3 separate regions of the Homo sapiens genome follow, and all the other regions are linked to region 3. The links are chromatin loops, found by intact Hi-C in ENCODE. Cell type or tissue: dorsolateral prefrontal cortex. All regions are shown on one strand.

What was found. Hi-C counts contacts between places; a loop is a spot of excess contacts. Peaks named below come from ENCODE experiments on the same cell type or tissue, not always from the same donor. Only the 100,000 strongest peaks of a DNase experiment are listed, where the experiment ranks them.
Region 1: it touches region 3 in a loop (4-fold over the local background); 50 of 110 quality-filtered maps call a loop at or near these places.
Region 2: it touches region 3 in a loop (5-fold over the local background); 58 of 110 quality-filtered maps call a loop at or near these places.

What each region holds. Positions count from the first base shown.
Region 1 is chr22:39,119,410-39,124,409 of GRCh38, forward strand. It overlaps the pseudogene COX5BP7. Among named protein-coding and RNA genes, the nearest start is that of APOBEC3H, 25 kb to the left of the region's middle. In dorsolateral prefrontal cortex, CTCF peaks have their summits at 2,796 (motif pointing left) and 2,996; no DNase peak of the experiment used is centred here.
Region 2 is chr22:39,000,937-39,005,936 of GRCh38, forward strand. No RefSeq gene overlaps it. Among named protein-coding and RNA genes, the nearest start is that of APOBEC3B-AS1, 5.2 kb to the left of the region's middle. In dorsolateral prefrontal cortex, a CTCF peak has its summit at 2,361 (motif pointing left); a DNase peak (open chromatin) is centred at 2,365.
Region 3 is chr22:38,766,157-38,771,156 of GRCh38, forward strand. No RefSeq gene overlaps it. Among named protein-coding and RNA genes, the nearest start is that of SUN2, 13 kb to the left of the region's middle. In dorsolateral prefrontal cortex, CTCF peaks have their summits at 171 (motif pointing left) and 2,829 (motif pointing right); DNase peaks (open chromatin) are centred at 155 and 2,845; H3K4me3 peaks cover 155 bases; H3K27ac peaks cover 2,180 bases.

The DNA of each region.
Region 1 (5,000 bases), 350 kb after region 3:
AATAGACAACTAGGCCAGGCATGGTGGCTCACACCTGTAATCCTAACACTTTAGGAAGCCAAGGCAGGCGGATCGCTTGAGGTCAGGAGTTTCAGACCAGCCTGGTCAACATGGTGATACCCCATCTCTACTAAAAATACAAAAATTAGCCAGGTGTGGTGGCGTGTGCCTGTAATCCCAGCTACTCGGGAAGCTGAAGCAGGAGAATCACTTGAACCCGGGAGGCAGAGGTTGCAATGAGCCAAGACTATCCCACTACACTCCAGCTTGGGCAACTCTGTCTCAAAAAAAAAAAAAAAAAATCTGCATGTGACTTTTTTTTTTTTTAAATAGTTAGGGTCTCACTATGTTGGCCAGGCTGGTCTAGAACTCCTGGGCTCAAATAATCCTCCTGCCTCGCCCTCCCAAAGATGTGGGATTACAGGCATAAGCCACCATGCCTGGCCTTTTTTCTTTTCTTTCTTTCTTTCTTTCTTTCTTTTTTTTTTTTTTTGAGAAGGAATTTCACTCTTGTTGCCCAGGTTGAAGTGCAATGGTGCGATCTCTGCTCACCACAACCTCTGCCTCCTGGGTTCAAGCGATTCTCCTGCCTCAGCCTCCTGAGTATCTGGGATTACAGGCATGCGCCACCAAGCCCGGCTAATTTTGTATTTTTAGCAGAGACGGGGTTTCTCCATGTTGGTCAGGCTGGTCTCAAACTCCTGACCTCAGGTGATCCACTCACCTCGCCTTCCCAAAGTGCTGGGATTACAGGCATGAGCCACCGCGCCCGGCCCTTTCTTCTTTTTTTTTTAATGGGAGAAGGAGCCAATGCAATGGCTACTCTTTATTGGAAAGAAGAAACTTTGCAGCACATTTTGGGTAACTTGGTGCAGGTGCTCAGTACGTCAGCTGGCGGGGCACCAGCTTGTAATGGGTTCCATAGCTGGGGCATCACTGGGTCTCGCCTTTGTGCAGCCCAAAGCAGGTGATGGTACTGTTGTCCTCTACGCAGATGCAGCCCACTCTTCTCTTGTTGGTGATGGAGAGGACTAAATTAGGGTCTTCTTTGGTGCCTGAAGCTGCCTTTAGGGGTAGTATATTATATGGGTCCGGTCCCTTCCTTGCAGCCATGATGACCTCCCTCTCCAACGCAGTTGCCTGCTTGTCATCAGTAGTGCGATGCTGTTTGCAGGGTAAATAAATTGGAAATAAAGTGAATTCCCACTGGTGGATGAATGTGTAATTTATGGTACATTCACACCATTGACTAGTATGCAGCCAAAATTTCTACAAGAAATTATTGAGAAAAGGGACAGAATGATGTGTATAATCATGTGTGATGGTTAATACTAAGAGTCAACTTGATGGGATTGAAGGATGTAAAGTACTGATCCTGGGTGTGTCTGTAAGGGTGCTGCCAAAGGAGATTAACATTTGAGTCAGTGGGCTGGGAAAGGCAGACCCACCTTTAATCTGGGTGGGCACCATTTAATCAGCTGCCAGTGAGGCCAGAATATAAAGCAGGCAGAATAACGTGAAAAGTCCAGACTGGCTTAGCCTCTTAGCCTACATCTTTCTCTCATGCTGGATGCTTCCTGCCCTCGAACATCAGACTCCAAGTTCTTCAGCTTTGGGACTTGGACTGGCTTTCTTACTCTTTAGCTTGCAGATGGACTATTGTGGGACCTTGTGATTGTGTGAGTTAATACTCCTTAATAAACTCCCCTTTAGATAGATAGATAGATAGATAGATAGATAGATAGATCTTATTAGATAGATAGATAGATCGACAGATAGATAGATAGATCCTATTAGTTCTGGCCCTCTAGAGAATCCTAATACATCACGTGATGTTGTTTTTATAAAACAATGAAAAAACCTACATATGCTCATGCACAAGTACCTATGTTCCTTTGAAATTCTATGATCATGGAGAATATTTCTTGTATTCCAAGATCATTTACATGAGTTATCTGAAGAGCCGTGTGAAGTGGGAGAGAAGAAACAAGGGATGTGGGGAGCAGGGAGCAGTAAACCAAAAAGAAGGCCGGGCAAGGTGGCTCACATGTATAATCCCAGCACTTTGGGAGGCTGAGGCGGGTGGAGGTCAGGAGTTTGAGACCAGTCTGGCCAAGATGGTGAAACCCTATCTCTACTAAAAATACAAAAATTAGCCGGGTGTGGTGGTGCACGCCTGTAATCCCAGCTACTCAGGAGGCTGAGGCAGGAGAATTGCTTGAACCCGGGTGGTGGAGGTTGCAGTGAGCCAAGATGGCACCACTGCACTCCAGCCTGGGTGACAGAGTGAGACTCCGTCTCAAAAAAAAGAAAAGAAAGAAAGAAAGGAAGAAAGAAAAAAGCCAAAATGAAATAAACTGCATTCAAAAAAAGAAATTATACACAATATATTTTCATTTGTTCATTTAAGTGAGAGAGAGAAAGAGATTGTGTGTGTGTGTGTGTGCGTGTGTGTAATATAGAGAAATTCTTAGTGGTCAGTAAAACAACAACATATTTAGGTAGGATGATGTAAAAAGTCAAGTCAGAGGTATTTATATACTTAGAAATGCTTTTCTGCTCTGCCACCAAAAATAATAATAACTAAGAAGAAGAATCAATTTTAGGCTGGGCACAGTGGCTCACGCCTGTAATCCCAGCACTTTGGGAGGTAGAGGTTGGAGGATCGCTTGAGGCCAGGAGTTTGAGACCAGCCTGAGCAACATGGAGAGACCGCAGCTCTATTTTGTAAAAGTTAAAAATAAATAAATAAATATAAAGAATAAATTTCAGGGGCCCTCTAGTGGCTGCACATCATTTTCCTCCACTCTGACAGGTACCCCAGTAGCACCTCTATGACAAAAAGAAACTTAGTCCCGGATGCCACAAATAAACATTGTTATCATGATTTAAAGAGACACGGCCTGACGATGAAAGGTCTCCGTTTAAATCTCCTTGGTTTGTGCAACTCTGTAAAGAATCAATCATTAGATTGCTCAGATCCCGCCATCTCGATCAATCTGAAATACTGTATTTGTGTGTGTCTGGCCTGCTAGTTAAGATGTCTGGAGTGTTCAAAAGAATCAGTCTAGATTTATAATACTAGATTTATAATTAATCAAATTAATAATGTTTAAATGCTTAAGGAAAATTGATTTTCAGAGTTATATTACTTGAATAAATTGAGCAATAAAGTACCAATGTTAATGAGTATTCCTCTCCATACACAAAAATATCTTGAATAAAGCAACTATTAAAAAATCTGTTTTATTACTTAAAATTTTTTTTTTTTTTTTGAGACGGAGTCTCACTCTGTCGCCCAGGCTGGAGTGCAGTGGCGCCATCTCGGCTCACTGCAAGCTCGGCCTCCCGGGTTCACACCATTCTCCTGCCTCAGCCTCCTGAGTAGCTGGGACTATAGGCACCCGCCACCACGCCTGGCTAATTTTTTGTATTTTTAGTAGAGACAGGGTTTCACCGTGTTAGCCAGGATTGGTCTTGATCTCCTGACCTCGTGATCCGCCCACCTCGGCCTCCCAAAGTGCTGGGCTAACAGGCGTGAGCCACAGCGCCCGGCCATTTTTACTTAAAATTAAGATCACCTGCAAGTAACTGAAGCCTCAAAGCCAGAGGCCAAAACCAGACAGAAGCAGGCCTTCTGAGGATGGCCATGCATTTGTTCACCTTACAACCCCAGGTGAACCGGACATGCACAGTGTCAGCTGGATGATCAGACAGACAGGGGAAAAGTGAGCCCCCAAATGGACAGGTGAGAGGCATAGGCTCTTCCTCTCTGGCAAAGTGCTCTCCCTCCAGCAAGGCAGGGACGATGGCCTGCACTCCCGCTGGCCTGACTGCCCTGGCCTGGCCATCAACCGGAACCTGGCCCTCCTTCTCCAGAGGAGACCTCCCCGCATCCCCCCAGCCACATGGCTTCCTTGAAAGATTCCCACCCCCTGTCTGTGGTGGGCAGGGACCCAAATCCCACCACACCCTCCCAAAGTCAGAATGGACCCGGTGAGGCCAGGCGAGATGGCTCACACCTGTAATCCCAGCACTTGGGAGGCTGAAGCGGGCAGATCGCTTGAGCTCAGGAGTTTGAGACCAGCCCGGGCAACATGGTGAATCCCCATCTCTACCAAAAATACAAAAAACTAGCCAGCGTGGTGGTGGGCACCTGTAGTCCCAGCTACTTGGGAGGCTGACGTGGGAGGATCACCTGAGCCCAGGAGCTCAAGGCCGCAGTGAGCGCAAATGGTACCACTGCACTCCAGCAGGGGCAACCAGAGTAATATTCTGCCTCAATAAATAAATAAATTAATTAATAAGAACGGATCCAGTGAGGTGAGAAAGCACCGAAGCCACTGGAGGAGGCCAGCAGAGGAGCACAAGGAGGAAGGAGGCAGGGGGTGCAGGGGCAGGCGGGGCTCAGAGCCATCGGATTCCATCTAAAAGGCAGGGCCCAAAGGTGCAGTCAAGAGGAGGACAGGGAGGTCCTGGGGGTCCGGGGGTGGGGCAGCTTCTTCCCCGCTTTCCCATGGGATTTATTTTCAGGACAGCTGGGCAATTTGGGGAGCCGGGAAGGCTGCACCTGCCCCACCCCAGGCCAGCCGGGCGGCCTCCCTCCCCTGCTCCACCTTCTTGGGGTGCTGCTCTTCCTCTCCCTCTCCCTCTCATGGCACCCGGCCCTTGGGGCCTGCTTCCTCTGTGCCTCCTCCCTCTCAGGACAGTGGAAGAGGCGTCCGCCTTCCCCTGACCCCAGCGACCGCCGTCCCCTCCTCTCCCCTAGTGCCTGCATTCCTTCCTCTTTCCTTCTGCAGCTTTTCTCTCTTGCCCCCTCCCCTCCAGCTTCACAGGAACTTTCCCGCGCCTGCTTTCCTTCGTGCTGTATGGCTTTTCTTTCCAGGAGGCATCCGGACTGAACAGTGAAGCGGCCAGGGATGGGGGGGTGCGGAGGGGGTCGGGGAGGGGGGCGGGGGAGGGCAGTGAAGCTGGGAGGTGGACGGTGAAGCGTGGGGGAC
Region 2 (5,000 bases), 230 kb after region 3:
GTAGTGGCACGATCTCGGCTTACTGCAAGCTCCGCCTCCTTGGTTCACACCATTCTCCTGCCTCAGCCTCCCAAGTAGCTGAGACTACAGGCGCCCGCCACCACACCTGGCTAATTTTTTGTATTTTTAGTAGAGACGGGGTTTCACTGTGTTAGCCAGGATGATCTCGATCTCCTGATCTCGTGATCCACCCGCCTCGGCCTCCCAAAGTGCTGGGATTACAGGCATGAGCCACCGCGCCCGGCCACAAAGTGTTTTTAAGGAAATTTCTATCCACTCTTACTCCCTTTCATCCCGTAACACGTAGCTCTACTAGCCTGCTATTGGGCTTTCCTGCTAATGAACAAAGTTCCATAGCCTCATTCTAAAAATTGTGCACATCTTTGTATATACGAAATACTATAAGATAAAGATGAAGATGTCCCCTCTCCCCTGCAGCAACTGAGGGGGGAGATCTTGCTTTTATAGAACGAGTTCAATGAATCTGAACGTAAGAGTAAAGTCTGGCCGGGCATGGTGGCTCATGCCTGTAACCCCAGCACTTTGGGAGGCCGAGGTGGGCAGATCACCTGAGGTCAGGAGTTAGCAGAGAGCAGAGAGCAGCCTGGCCAACGTGGTGAAACCCCGTCTCTACTAAAAATACAAAAATTAGCCAGACGCGGTGGCGTGCGCCTGTAATCCCAGCTACTCGGGTGGCTGAGGCATGAGAATTGCTTGATCCTGGGGGGCGGAGGTTGCAGTGAGCCGAGATCGTGCCACTGCACTCCAGCCTGGGCAACAGGGCGAGGCTCCGTCTCAAAAAAAAAAAAAGAAAAGAGTCAAGTCTGATATTGACAGAGCATCAGTCCTGATTTTATGTGCTATTGGATACTGGTAGGAACGCTTGTCACTGTTACCAAGCAGCACAAGGGGAGCAGTGTGAGTGGCAACTCTGCAGCCGGCTGCCTGGGTTTCATCCTGCTTCTGCCACTTACTGGATTGTGGCATTTAGCAAGTTACTTAGCACCTCTGTGCTTCAGTCTGTCATATGAAATGGAGATGATAATACAACTTCTTCATTGTGGGTTGTGAGGCTTAAACGAGTTTGTTCATATTCATATTATAGCTACATATATTATAAAGAGCACCTGGCCCATAGTGAGCCATTTAGAATATTGGTTTGTTATCTATCACCAGAAATCTGTCCCTGAAAACAGAGTGTTAAAAATCATCTTGATGGTCGGGCACAGTGGCTGATGCCTGTAATCCCGCACTTTGGGAGGGCGAGGCGGGTGGATCACCTAAGGTCAGGAGTTTGAGACCAGCCAGACCAATATAGTGGAACCCTGTCTCTACTAAAAATATGGAAATTAGCCAGGCGTGGTGGGGTGTGCCTGTAGTCCCAGCTACTTGGGAGGCTGAGGCAGGAGAGTTGCTTGAACCCGGGAGGTGGAGGTTGCAGTGAGCTGAGATTGCGCCACTGCACTCCAGCCTGGGCGACAGTGAGATTCCATCTCAAAAAAAAAAAAAAAATCATCTTGCAGGCAAGGTGCAGTGGCTCACATATGTAATCCCAGCACTTTGGGAGGCTGAGGTAGGTGGATCGCTTAAGCCTAAGAGTTGAAGACCAGCCTGGGCAACATAGTAAAACCCTGTCTCTACAAAAAATACAAAAATTATCTGGATGTGGAGGCGTGCACCTGCAGTCCCAACTACTTGGGAGGCTGAGACAAGAGGATCACCTGAACCTGGGGAGGTCAAGATTGCAGTGAGCTGTGATTGAGCCACTGCACTCCAGCCTGTGTGACAGGGCAAGACTGTATCTCAAAAAAAAAAAAAAAAAAGAAAAAGAAAAAAAATCATCTTGCAAAAGTTGTATAAGACCCATACACAGAAAACTACAAAACTCTACTAAGAACTAAGAGAAAGTTTTTAAAAACACCTAAATCAATGGTGAGATATACCATGTTTTGGGATTGAAAGACTTAATATTAAGAGGTTAAATCGGCCAGGTGCGGTTGTGCATGCCTGTAATCTCAGCACTTTGGGAGGCTGAGGTGGACAGATCACTTGAGATCAAGAGTTTGAGACCAACCTGGCCAACATGGTGAAACCCGGTCTCTACTAAAAATACAAAAAATTAGCCAGGCGTGGTAGCGTGCACCTGTAATCCTAGCTACTCAGGAGGCTGAAGCAGTAGAATTGCTTAAACCTGAGGTTGCAGTGAGCAGAGATCCAGCCACTGCACTTCAGCCTGGGTGACAGAGCAAGACTCCATCTCAAAAAAAAAAAAAAAAGTTTACAGATTTGATGCAATCCTAATCAAATTCTCAGGGTTTGGGGTCAGCTCTTCTGCCCCCTTGCGGAAGCTCTGTAATGTGTGCACTAAGTCAGGATGCCCTCCCTTCCCAGCGGTCAGATTTCAGGGCTAGCCACAGAGACCGCCCTGGCAAGTCTGCTGGGAGGAAGTGAGGCAGCAGCCCTTTTCTGGCATGCTCACATCTCCTTGGCGTGAAGCAGCACCTGGGCCTGCAGCTGCCAGGAGCAGTCCTAGATGGTCCCTGAGTGTCTCTGATCCTGAGCCAAGTGTGTGTCTTTAGCTCCTTGAGGAAGGTCCCCAGTAGGACACAATTAAAGTCAGAGGCAAGAACGATGACATGGGTTCTGTCTCTCCTCGTACGCTCCACAGCTCAGACCTGTGGGTTCCAGCTGGCTCTTGCTCTCCCACACCTAGCATCCCTCATCCCTTTCTGATGGCCCCTTGAACCACCCCGCCGCAGACTTCAAGCTCCAACATCACAGGCAGTGAAGACAACATTTTATGGGGGTTGCTTAACCAGCCCCTGCAACTGGATAAGGTCAGATTCAGATTTTTTAAAATTCGTAAACAAAATATATACATCTTAGTGGTTCTGTTTATTGGCTGAACCCCAACTAATACACCCCTAAAAAGCATTACCGTGGCAGGGTACAGTGGCTCATGCCTGTAATTCAAGCATTTTAAGAGGCAAAGTTGGGGCCGGGTGCAGTGGCTCACGCCTGTAATCCCAGCACTTTGGGAGGCTGAGGCAGGCGGATCACAAGGTCAGGAGATCGAGACCATCCTGGCTAACACAGTGAAACCCCATCTCTACTAAAAAAAAAAAAAAAGAATACAAATTTGGCCGGGCGTGGCGGTGGGCGCCTGTAGTCCCAGCTACTTGGGAGGCTGAGGCAGGAGAATGGCGTGAACCCGGGAAGGGGAGCTTGCAGTGAGCTGAGATTGTGCCACTGCACTCCAGCCTGGGCAACAGAGCGAGACTCCATCTCAAAAAAAAAAAAAAAGAGGCAAAGCTGGGAGGATTACTTGAGCTGGGGAGTTTGAGGTTGCAGTGAGCCATCACTGCACTCCAGCCTGGGCAACAGAATAAGATCCTGTCTCTAAAAAATTAAAAAATTAAATTTAATTAATTAAAAATTTAAAAATTAAAAAAATGTTTAAAAAGCATTATTCTCTGCTGGGTTCGGTGGCTCACACCTGTAATCCCAGCACTCTGGGAGGCCAAGATGGGCATATCACTTGAGGTCAGGAGTTGGAGACCAGCCTGGCCAACATGGTGAATCTCCGTCTCTACTAAAAATACAAAGATTAGCCGGGCGTGGTGGCAGCTGCCTCTAATCCCAGCTACTCGGGAGGCTGAGACAGGAGAATCGCTTGAGCCCAGGAGTGGGAGGTTGCAGTGAGCCGAGATCGTGCCATTGCACTCCAGCCTGGGTGACAACAATGAAACTCTGTCTCAAAAAAAAAAAAAAAGAAAAAAGCATTATTCTCCTACATCTCTCCAAAATTACTTAAAATATTTTAAGGGACAAATGGATATCGATTTCCAATGAGTTCAGGGTAGGCTGTGCTGCTAGACACGGTGGTGTCCGTATTTGAGCTCGATTCCCGTTCTTGCTAGGGTAGCACGTTATCGCTCCTAAATCATTCACGCGTTAAAGACAAAATCATAGTGTGAATTAGGCACACTTAGAACTCAATGATCTTTTTTTCTTTTTTTTGAGGCGGAGTCTCGCTCTGTTGCCCAGGCTGAAGTGCAGTGGCACGATCTCGGCTCACTGCAACCTCCGCCTCCTGGATTCAAGCAATTCTCCTGCCTCAGCCTCCAGAGTAGTGCTCTAGCAAATTAACTGAACCCAAAGAATGGGTCATGGGAACCTCAACTTGAAGCCTGTTGGTCAGACACTCCAGATGTCTGAGCTTTCTACTGGTGTCTAAAGCAGGGGCAGTTTTGGGGACTGGGCCCTCAACCTGTGAGATCTGACACCATCTCAAGGCAATGTTGGATGTGACTGAGAGGACACCTGGCTGGTGCCTGCTGAAGAATGGATTGCTTGTTTGTTGGTGGGAAGAAATCCCCCACATTTGGTCACAGAAGTCTTCTGTGTTGACTGTTGTTGTGTTGGTGCGAGAGCAGAGGAAAAACACGGCTTGAGTTTGTGTGTTTTTCTACACACTCAGTTTCCCAAGCCCTCTTAATTCCCAGCCGTTGCTTGTTGCCTGTTGCTGGGGTCTCCCGGCCAAAGCTGAATGCCTCTTCACAAGACCTTGTCGTGAGTCTTTCTGTGGTGTATCTGTCTGACCCTCACCCATCTGAAGCTTTCTGTAGGATGTTAGGTACATAATCTCTCTTTGACCATGGTTTTAACTCCCGGCCACCAATTCCAGGGCAGATGGAAAAGTCGTGCTTGGCCTTCTAGCACACTTACATAAATATTCCATAAAAGTAAGAATCACCAAAACTGACACAAAATGGAGAAAAATCACTCAGTTAGGTCGATCATCAATGAGGACACTGAAAAGGTAACCAATCCTCACCTAACCTCAGGCCTTGATGGTTTTACTGGCAATTTCTACCAAATTGTCAATGAACAGATCATTCCACATTACAGAGACTATTCCAGAGAAAAGAAAATGATGGGAAGCTTCCCAAATCATGACCGAGGTTTATCACAACCCTGATGCTACAACTGGGCAAAAA
Region 3 (5,000 bases):
AGGGATTCTGCTGCCACAGAAAAAACAACAACAACAAAAAAAAGACAACTGGCCTGGCCAGCTGCCCTGTGACTCACCCTGGCTTGGCGCCTGCCACCTGTATCCAGGATGAGGATGAGCAGCGGGAATCCTTCCGACCCAGGCACAGCAGGCGAGTCTGTCTCCCCCTAGGGGCAGCTGGGAGAGTCATGGGCATAGCTTGGCTGAGGAGCTCCGGTGGACCCGGGCCCACCCCAGTCTTGGGGCAGTGGTTGGCCAGGCTGGGCCCAGGGAAGGGGGATTGATGTCTCATAGGCTCGGGTCTCGTGGAAAGGCCGAAGGGCTGTCAGCAGACATGGCCCCATGTGCACCCTGAACTCAGGGAAGGATGTTGGCTCAGTCCATATTCCTCTCTGGGCCTCTGTTCTCCAAGAGAAGGGCATGGCCATTGACTGCTTTCATTATCTTGTGCCAGGCATGGGGTTCCCAGTGAGTGAGACCCCGCAGGGCTGTCCTCTGGTGCAGAGAAGAGGGATTTGTGGGGTCACACCAGGACTCACATAATCACGTAATGTCCTTATAGTCTCTTTAGTCCTGCTTCAGGTCGCTCCTCTTTTTTTTCTTTTTTTTTTTTTTTTGAGATGGAGTTTCGCTCTTGTTGCCCAGGCTGGAGTGCAATGGCGCGATCTTCGCTCACCGAAACCTCTGCCTCCCGGGTTCAAGCCATTCTCCTGCCTTAGCCTCCTGAGTAGCTGGGATGACAGGCATGTGCCACCACGCCTGGCTAATTTTGTATTTTTAGTAGAGGAGGGGTTTCTCCATGTTGGTCAGGCTGGTCTTGAACTCCCGACCTCAGGTGATCCACCTGCCTGGAACACTCCCAAACATAGCTAGCTGCATGGCCCATTCCCTCCCTGGCCCTCTGCTCCGGAGTCCCACTGACGTCAGGATACCCTGGCAGAGGGCAGGGGCACTCATGCTAGGCCAGGGATGGCCACTGCTGGTCCTGGGTGGAGGGGCCACCGCGGCACGCCTTCCACAGCCCCAGGGACACCTTCCAGACAGACCATGGGCGCAGCTTCACCTCCCGGGGCTTTCGCTCCTTTACCTGCTAAAAGTGGGGTAGTGACGTCTGCCTTGAGGGGCTGTGGATAGGCCACAGTGAGAACATGGCTCAGGGCTGTGCACATGCCCACCTCCCTTCCTCCCCTGGCTTCCTTCCCCAAACAGCCCACAGGCAGGCCATTCTACAGTTGGGGGAAATGGGCCTGGATCCCTCAAGAACACGAGGCTTTGAGCCTGCTCTGGACTTACTTGTCTGCTTGGCCACATTAGCTGTATGATCCTGGCAGCGCACCTGGCCGCTGTTTCCCCGCCCTGCCTCCTCAGGTGCACCCACAGCTGTACGCGGTTCTAGAGGGACGCTCCTGGGAGGGGGTTGTTTTTTGAGGAGGAGGGGGCGGTACGGAGCAGGCCAGGGTCCCTTTTCAGGGTGACTGTAGGCTTGCAGGGTGGGGTGGACTCTGTTCTATAGGTGACACTCCCAGCCACAAAAAGGATGCCAAGAGGGGCTGGCCCTGCCTGCATTTTCCCTAAACGCAGATGCTGGGGCCTGTGCATCCTACAGCGGGTAGGGAGCCCCCTTCCCCTGCAGGGAGCTCAGAACTGCCCCACTTTAGGCAAACCTAAGTGAAGAATCCGAAGATGCTGTGGAGGGAATGTTGGAGTGTTCCCCAGAGCTTCCCCATCCAATTCCATTATCTTATCCCCTGGGGGAAGAGGATGAACCAGTCACTCCCACGAGCTCCCAGAGAGGCACCCAGCATGGACAGCAGCACTGGGGCAATGAGATTTGGGCACCCAGGTGGGAGCTCTTGGAATAACCTTCTGAAAGGAGGGGCCTCGGAGTGTGGAGGCAAGAGCAGTGGGAGGAAGAGGTGGGTGATGATTGCCAATGGGACCACCAGGTCCCAGGTGTCTCCCTGGACAGGACCTGAGCACCTTCCCCTCTGCCCTCAGGGGCCCTGTGAGACCGGCAATACTGAGCGGCAACATGGGGTGAGCTCGGAGTGGGAAGAGGAGGAGCTGAAGCCCGCAGGCCTGCAGGTGCAGCGAGGTGCGGACCTGCCTGCTCTGAGGTGGCTGCTCTAGGACCTACACAGGTAGGGCATGCAGCAGGTGCTCAATAAATATTTGTGGCTGGGCGCAGTGGCGAGAAGGTGGGGGAGCCTCCACCTCAGCTGCCCTAGTCAAGAAGCCTTGGACTGGCTGGATGCGATGGCTAATGCCGGTAATCCCAGCACTTTGGGAGGCTGAGGTGGGTGGATCACCTGAGGTCAGAAGTTTGAGACCAGCCTGGTCAACATGGTGAAACCCCATTAGTATTAAAAATGCAAAAATTAGTCGGGTATGGTGGCAGGTGCCTGTAATCCCAGCTACTAGGGAGGCTGAGGCAGGAGAATCGCTTGAACCTGGGAGGGGGAGGTTGCAATGAGCTGATCACGCCACTGCACCCTGGCCTGGGTGACAGAGCAAGACTTTGTCTCAAGAAAATAAATAAATAAATAAATAAATAAATAAATAAATAATTAATTAATAAATATTTGTGACTGAAGAGCAGAAGGAAGTCAGGCCTGACTCGAAGCCACCACACCTTTTCTCACTTGGGCCCAATGAGTGTGAAGAGGCTGAGCCTCAGAGAAGGGTGAGGTGAGCCCCCCAGCACCCTCCCAGCAGGCCCCCTCAACTGCAGTCCTCCCAGTGTCTCCCCCAAGTCCTCCCAGGGCTTGGCCAGCCCTCCCAGTGTCCTCCCAGCGCCCCGTTGATGAGCCACGTTATGCCCACATGTGGCCATGAGAGGTCGCCCTGCGCCGCCGGCTGCAGCGAGACTGCGTGGTGGAGGAAGGAGCTCATCTTGGAGAAATAGCAGGATGCGGCCAGGGCAGGATTGGAGGATTGTATTATCCAGAGGGGCAGGGGTGCAGGGATTCCCAACGTTCTGCTGAACAGTGCACCGTAAAGGGGTCCCTTGGGGCATAGACAAGAGATGGGCCCAGGGAGGGGGCGGCTGGCCCCAGAGACACACAGCAAGCCCATGGCAGAGCCAGAGGGTCCCCCGACCCAGGCCCTCACCTCCTGGGCTTGAAGAGGGCCTGCCTGTGTTTGGGGCATGTCACAGTCAGCCTCAGTTGGGTACCCAAGACTTCTGGACTGCAAGGTGGAGATGAGGTCAGAGAGGACAGGGCTGGGGACAGGGAGCGTGGGCTGGGGGCTGAGGGGGGAATTGGCTGACCCGAGGCCACAGTATCCTCCCTCACTGGAGGTCCTGCAGGTCATGCTGGTCACCCCTGTTGATGTGGAAGTGGAGCTGGGTGGGGCCTGGCTTGGTGGCTCTGCCAACTTGGTTTGGACCTCACTGATCCTGGGTCCCCAGACTTGAGGATTAGAGCTGGGCCCTGCTGAGAGGTGGTGGGACCAGGCCATGCTGGGCCTCGCAGGTCAGGTTGAAGCATTGGGTTTTGTCCAGGGAAGTGGATAAACTGTTGGCTGGGAGGTTAGGCCACGCTAACCAGCATGGTCCCTCTGGTTATCATCAGGCAAGAAGTAAGTGGGAGCTGACTTAGGAGGCTGCTGCTCTCCGTGCCTATAGCATAGCTTGAGGCCCAGCTCCATCCCTTACTGGCAGAGCAGGTTACCGGCCCTCAGACCTGGAAGAAGGGGCCTGTGTTCCTCAGGCCTGGCCCTGTGGCATCCCTCTCCTGCAGGAGGCCCTTCGTGGCTCCCCACTGTGGGCCCAATAACACATGTGTCTCGCCCAGCCCCGTCTTCAGCGCTATGCACTCGTCACTCATAGCTCGTTGGCTGCAGTGCCCTGACCGCTCCTCATCTCCCTGGGGCCCACTGAAATCTCTTCCAGCCCCAACTCAAATGTCCCTTCCTCTGAGAAGCCCTCCCGGCCAGCCCTGGGCATCGAGGCCTCCACTCCTCTGGGCTCCCTGGCACTTCCGGCCCCTGGGAACTCAGTGGTCATGTTGGCCGAGTCTGCAGTCAAGGCCCCTGCGGGAAGAGAGCTGCTGCTGGTGGCAGGGATGGGCCGTATCTGGCCATTCCAGGGTCCAGCGGCAAATACAGCATTCAACAAAATGGATGGAGAGGAAGGGAAAAGAAGGGAGCCCGGGACAGAGAAACCGGCTGAGACCCTGTCCTGGAGCCCCTGAGCGTCTGAGCTGTACAGGCCTCACGCAGCCCCCTTGCTTCTCACTGCACTGGGGGCCGGAGGGGCTTGGCTCCAGCCCGGGTACCCAGCACTCTCCTGGGGTCCGGCCTGCTGGAGCCTTATTGAGGAGAAGACAGGGCTGGGCTCCAGAATACTCATTACAGGATGTGTGCCCACCCTGGACAAACCTCTGAAGACGCCAGCCCATCACCAACGTGCTACTGCCTTCTTCAGCTCCACAGGGTCCCTGTGCTGGGGCAAGGACCAGCTAGCCCCATCAGAGATGCCCCTCCCCCTGAATCCTTGAGGGCCTCCTTTCACAGTGGCATTTCTGATGTCCGGTGGGTCGCCTTTCCCTGTTCAGCACCCTGTCTCCATCCTGGCGCGTGCTCCCTGCCCCCAGCCCACCCTCCGGGAGGGAGCTGCACCTGCCATGTGGGTGCTGTTGCCTCCTTCCAAGCCACCCATTTCCGTGCCTTGCCTCAGCCAGTGAAGCCCACACAGGTCTGACCCCTGCCTGTCTCTCCAGAGGCATCTCTTACAGCCCCTCACCCACGTGGCCCCCTTGCCCTGGCTGCACCAAATGGCCTTGTTTTCTTTTCTTTCTTTTTTTTTGAGATGGAGTTTCACTCTTGTTGCCCGGGCTGGAGTACAATGGCGCGATCTTGGTTCACTGCAACCTCTGCCTCCTGGGTTCAAGTGATTCTCTTGCCTCATCCTCCCAAGTAGTTAGGACGACAGGCATGCGCCACCACACCTGGCTAATTTTGTATTTTTAGTAGAGACGGGGTTTCTCCATGTTGGC